Linked DNA regions of Homo sapiens: region 2 is linked to region 1. A link is an interaction called in ENCODE POLR2A ChIA-PET data of the cell type or tissue named here. Cell type or tissue: A673. All regions are shown on one strand. Each heading gives the region's core, and the rest is flanking DNA. Links, peaks and the distances in the headings are about the cores only.

Region 1 (2,921 bases), core at 261-2,760:
ATCACCATCTGTGGCTCTGTTTCCTGGTAATATACATTCATCCCTATAAAAAGCATTCCTTCCTCATATTCGTTGCCTACACCTTGGTGTAAATCGGTTTATGATTCTCACCTTCATAAGGCAACAAGGGTCATACCAGGTTAGGAGTGGGTGGTTAGAGCTCTCGGAGCAGGCAATGGGACAAATAAGCGGCAGTGTAACCCTAGTTAGCAAATTTTAGAGATATTGCCTATGGCCAGCTCTAAGAACTTACTGAAAAGTTTCAGATATTGCTACTTAGATGAGCTGTTTATGCTTATCCAAAAGGTAACCACGATCATACTTACCACTCTAAGGTACTGCCCAATACAAAAAATCCTTCAAGAGAAAAGCTTACACGTACACAACAGAAAATGTGTATGGACCTGTACTTATTCATATATATTTCTAAGGCTTATCAGAGTGCATATAATGTTAAGATTGAGAGTCTTTCTGCCTAAAACATCATTACCTCATTATGCCACCAATGGAATGACAAACACAGATAGGCATTAGATGAAGTTTCCTTGAATGTTAATGGTCTGGAGAACATAATTTGAAGAGAAGTAAGAAAAGATGTGCAGAGCCCCCTGATGACTTCAACTTCTTCCAAGATGATTTTATTTAGAGACTTATTTCCCAAGTCATACTCCAGTACAGATTAACCTCTCCAATGAAAGTTCTAGAGTTCCGTCCATCCCCCAGGCAGGTAAGAAAGTTAGGGTTTGTTGTTAACCATGGAGTTGATTTCCCCATCTTTAATGCTTTTACAATGTCTTCTGGTTGGGACAATCAGAAAGCCTTGGTCAGGTACCCATATGTGCCAATTTGCCCCTGGTTGTCTCTGCTTCTGCCCAGTAGGAAAAAGTGGTAAAACTAATCCTTTTTCAAGGACAATATGACCAACTCCAGGTAACTGTACAGTCCAGTTATAACTAATGAGAAGGTCAAGTGAAATTGCAAGACGACAATAGGAGAGAGATAAAAGAAACTTTCATTTTCATTTCTGTTGAAAAAATACAAATAATCTGTATCTATCAGACTTCTTTCTTTGTTCTCCTTTATTCAAACAATAACTGAGAAAGGGGTGTAGAGATTGGGCTGGGACACAGCATATTCTTATTATTTTTAACTTTATTTTCATTGGGGGCATTTTCAGTGAAACTACATTCTACTAATCTTTTTTTCTAATTTCTTTTCTCTTATGAAAAGTTTTCTTTTATATTTAAGCCAAAATGTTTGTGAAGGTCCTTTTAAATTCAAATAAAATGAAGTCTGGCATTTTTGGTGCAGAGAGCAATTCCAGACCCAGTAGGGGAGTGCTTATAACTGAACAAAAATTCTTCTTTCACACAAAATGTGAGCTCCCTGCCTGGGGTTCACACATTAATGACTGTATGACTCATTATTATATATGCCTCCAAAGCTGAGGTTCTCTCCTCTGCTAACCCGCTCTGTACAACAGATGTTGAAATGTTAACTGAGGGACAGCAGATGTGGTTGGAGTTGTTTTTCTCAAGGTCTTTTCTCCATCACTCTTCCAAGCCCTTGTGATACAGCCAACACCAAGTTACAAGGTTACCCAGAGGCTTTAACTGATACCTGGCACAAACTCCACTGTCATTAACAAAATCACAATTCTTCCCAGAGGTGCCTCTTTCACCTTCTTCTGTCTTAGGGAGTAGCTGATAGTAGGTTTCCAAATGTCAGATGGCTTATAACTTCTGGTTCTGTCTCTGATTTTCTTCTATGAGCACTATGTGTTTCCCAGGGGCTGAACAACCATGGGATTTAGATGAAAACTTCAATTTGGAAGAGTAGAGTTGGAAAAGCATAGACTTGCTGGATGAAAAGACCTAGTTTCAAATCCCAGTTAAATCTTTAAAAGATGTTTGATGGTAGGCAAGTCACTGAAAAATCCCTCAACATCAGTTTTCACATTATGAAGTAGAAGGAAATTTATTTTGTAGAAGTGTTGGGGAAAGTGGGAGACATGAACAATTGGTGGAAAAGGCTTGGCATAGTAACTACACACAAGCAAGGAACTCCATACTTTGCATAGTAACCGCATGCTTTGGATAAACTGATATTTTGGCTACAATTTTTGGCTCTCCACCCCCGCCCACCCCCAATTCCATACTCTTTGTCATGTGATTTTGCAGTACTTTCCACCTGAGACAGAATAGAAATCTTTGTTCCTTGATTTGGGCTGTCATGTGACTTGTTTTGGCTAATAAAAGCTGGATCCAGGTGTGCCAATTCCAAACCTAGGCATTAAGAAGAAAAATGTGTTTCTATCATCTCTCTTGCACGTCTTTTATTGCAATGAATACAGCTTCCTCAGATACTCAGCTTGGGCTCTAGAATAAAATATAGACAGCAGACCTGAGTCCAATCTATAGTAAGGAACTAAGCCTGGTCAGACTGACAAGGAAAGAAAGGCTGCCCAGCCAAACCCAGCTGGGGTAGTTAATGCTTAGAAAACCACAAATTAGCCAGAATTATTATTATTATTATTATTATTATTATTAAAGTCATCAAATTTGGAGATGTCTTGTTACACAGAAATAGCTGAATGTTATAATACTCACAAAAATGAGTTTTCTGGTTTGAAGTGACTTTTGGCTGGCAGCCCCAATACATGCCTTTTCCGTCTATCTTCTCACTGAAATATCAGTGAAAATACAGCAAAGGGTGAAGAAACTTCACACTATCACATAAATTTAGGCTAAAAGGCAATCCATGAATCCACAAAGAATAGGTATGATCCCGAGAAAACTACATGTAAAAATTAATAACAGAACTAAAAATTGAAGAGCAACCTCTCTCTACTTTCTATCTCTACTCCCAACTATTCTATAATGAAGATAGAATATTAAATCCCTCCCCAATGAATGCAGAAT
Region 2 (2,921 bases), core at 183-2,682, 320 kb after region 1:
ACCACCACTTCACTGTGGTTGAAACTTCAGTGTGGGTATCAGAAATCAATAATCAATACCAAGACTCATCTAATGTCCACCAAGGATTCCAAATGATGAAAGAAACCAACAGAGATTAAGTTACATGGTACCCACAGATTGGTCTCTTTAATTTCACCAACCATGTTCATTGTGATCCTGTCACTGAGCAGTATGGGATTGGATCTTCTCTGAGTTTCAAATCCTAGATGAGTTGTACATGTCAAGCAATGGCTGCTCTTTTCACCTGCTGGTATCATTCACTCCTGCATTCACTTTTTTATTTGCCCATTTGTTCATTCATTGCTATCACACACTTAGAATAAAACTTGAAGTCCTCATTTTGGCTTACAGGGTTAATAGCTACATCATATCTCAACACTCAGTTCACCCTGACCTCCTAGCTGCTCAAGTCACACACATAAAACATCCTTTGTCCTCAGGGCTTCTGTACTTGCTAAGGCAATTCATCAGCTCCATGTAGTCTCTCATCCTCCAGAAGCCTAGCCTGGGCCTGCCTACACGGTAGTAGGTAGCTCAGCAAGTTTCTGAGAAAAAGAAAGCAAGCGCATAAGACCTAGGATGGGAACTGGCACTTAGTCACTGCTGCCACATTCCACTGAACAGAGCTGGTCACAGGGCCAGCCCAGATTCAAGGGATGGGGAAGCAGACTCCACTTCTTGACAGAAGCAGCTTCAAAGTCACAGAGAAAAGAGGGATAGGTAGTGGAAGGAGAGAAACTTTGACCATTTTTGCTATCCATCATATTGACATAGGCCTACAAAAAGGCCTAAGAGAACCATCCCAGGGGTGGGAGCTGGGCTTTTTACTTTTTAAATTTTTTATTGGTCTGTAAGAGTTGTATATATTGGGTGGGTACATGTGATATTTTGATACATGTATACAATGTGTCATGATCAAATCAGGGTAACTGGGATATCCATCACCTCGAACATTCGTCTTTTTTCTTTATATGCTTTCTTATCTCTGTTGGATTTTGAACCCATTAAACGATAAATAGACAAATTTTAACTAAATTGTTTTGAACTTTTTTATTCTTAATGTCTAGTAAGGAAGGAGATGGAAACTTTTAGCTAAAGAAAACATGGGGCTTTGGGCAGGGCACGGTGGCTCAGGCCTGTAATCCCAGCACTTTGGGAGGCCAAGGCGGGCGGATCACCTGAGGTCAGGAGTTTTCGAGACCAGCCTGGCCAACACAGAGAAACCCCGTCTCTACTGAAAATATAAAAATTAGCCGGCATGGTGGCAGAAGTCTGTAATCCCAGCTACTCAGGAGGCTGAGGTGGGAGAATTGCTTGAACCTGGGAGGCAGAGGTTGGAGTGAGCCAAGATCGTACCACTGCACTCCAGCCAGGGTGACAGCGAGACTCCGTCTCCCAAAAAAAAAAAAAAGAAAGAAAGGAAGGAAGGAAGGAAGGAAGGAAGGAAGGAAGGAAGGAAGGAAGGAAGGAAGGAAGGAAATATGGGGCTTTACCATTTAAGATGAATAACCACATGTTGGCTGGGTCACATATCTCATTTGTCAACTTCTTTGCGTTTCGGTTCTTTCTAAAGTTCTACCTGTCCTTAAAGTGTGAGATAGCTGAAGTGTCAGTCCAGAGGGGCAGTATAATGTGATGTTACACCCAAGACCTCCAAGTCACACCTACAAGGGTTTGAGTTTGAGTTATGCCATTTCCTGTCTGTGGAATCTCAGGCAACCCATCCATCCTATTTCAGTTACAGTTTCCGCCTCTGTAAAATGGAGATAACATTTATCCTGTAAGATTTGGGTAAGGATTAGAGAAAATATATACGGAATACCTAGAGAAGTATCTGGCACATAAGAGATGCAACAAATGGTAAGTATTATTTAGAAAGTAGAAATTTGCATTTTCTTTCCACAAACCATTTCCTATATTACTTTTAAAAATAAACCCTTTCAGATCAGACAGCTAGCTAGTGCCCCCACAGGAAGCCTGTTAGTCAACTCTTGAAAAAGGCATGAAAATCTGCTTATTGTTTTTGATTTTCAAAACCCAGGTCTACTTAAGGTAAACAATGCTGGTGTTAATCATTGTCACTCAGAAAGCAAACCTATCCCCTAATCCATTAAATATACCATCAAAAGACACTGGGCATTTTTTACAGATATAAATGAGTCAGGTCTCCAGGCACCCAGAGGCTGGGACCAGCACAGAGACGAGTAGGGTTTGGAGAAAATTAGACTCTAATTCAGAATTTAGGTGGCTAATAAGAAAACAGTATGATGCTATATGCTCTGGAAGGTCTCCTATAAACTCCAGAGAAATAAGGCTCAGGTCTATAAGATGCCTCCTGGGATTTGAGCCTATAACTGGGATGGATCAAGTGGATTATCAAAATTTTAACTAGGCTGATTGCATTCTTGCCAGCTTAAGCACAAAGGCACATCTCTGGAAGGGTAGGGCTCCACCCTGGCTAAGAGCTCAGAAACAGAAAACTTGTGGTACCCAGCCAGTGGGGGTCAACACCGTCCTGGAAGCTAAGATGTGAGGCAGCTGTTCGGGGTGCCTGCTGGGTGGCTAAAGACTAAAGACATTTGCTTTCCAAAGACAAGCTCCAGCTCACGCTCATTCACACATACAGATTTATTACCCAAACACTGTCTGAGAAGCAAAATTTTATGTCTTTGACAAAGAAAGAGCATTCTGAACTAAGAATTTACAACAATCAAGAAACAACAAAAAGATACAGTCCTTTGCATCCAAACAGTGCAGCAGTCTGAGAAATGATCATGGCTGCGTTCCTTGAGGGCATTCATCAGAATGACAATGAGAAACTGGAAACTTCCACAGTGGAAGGGCCAGGGCTGGCACAAGTGTGATGAGGGCTGAAGTGCTCATCCAGACTGCTGGCTGTT

What was found. Peaks named below come from ENCODE experiments on the same cell type or tissue, not always from the same donor. Only the 100,000 strongest peaks of a DNase experiment are listed, where the experiment ranks them.
Region 2: POLR2A ChIA-PET joins it to region 1 with 10 read pairs; 2 of 35 experiments call an interaction of 5 or more read pairs at or near these places.

Annotation. Positions count from the first base shown.
Region 1 is chr3:34,236,669-34,239,589 of GRCh38, reverse strand. All of the region lies in intron 2 of LINC01811 (long intergenic non-protein coding RNA 1811), which reads right to left. Among named protein-coding and RNA genes, the nearest start is that of LINC01811, 79 kb to the right of the region's middle. In A673, for the core only: no CTCF peak of the experiment used is centred there; a DNase peak (open chromatin) is centred at 1,409; H3K27ac peaks cover 1,333 bases.
Region 2 is chr3:33,919,452-33,922,372 of GRCh38, reverse strand. No RefSeq gene overlaps it. Among named protein-coding and RNA genes, the nearest start is that of PDCD6IP, 120 kb to the right of the region's middle. In A673, for the core only: a CTCF peak has its summit at 2,012; DNase peaks (open chromatin) are centred at 592, 1,662 and 2,462; H3K27ac peaks cover 2,500 bases.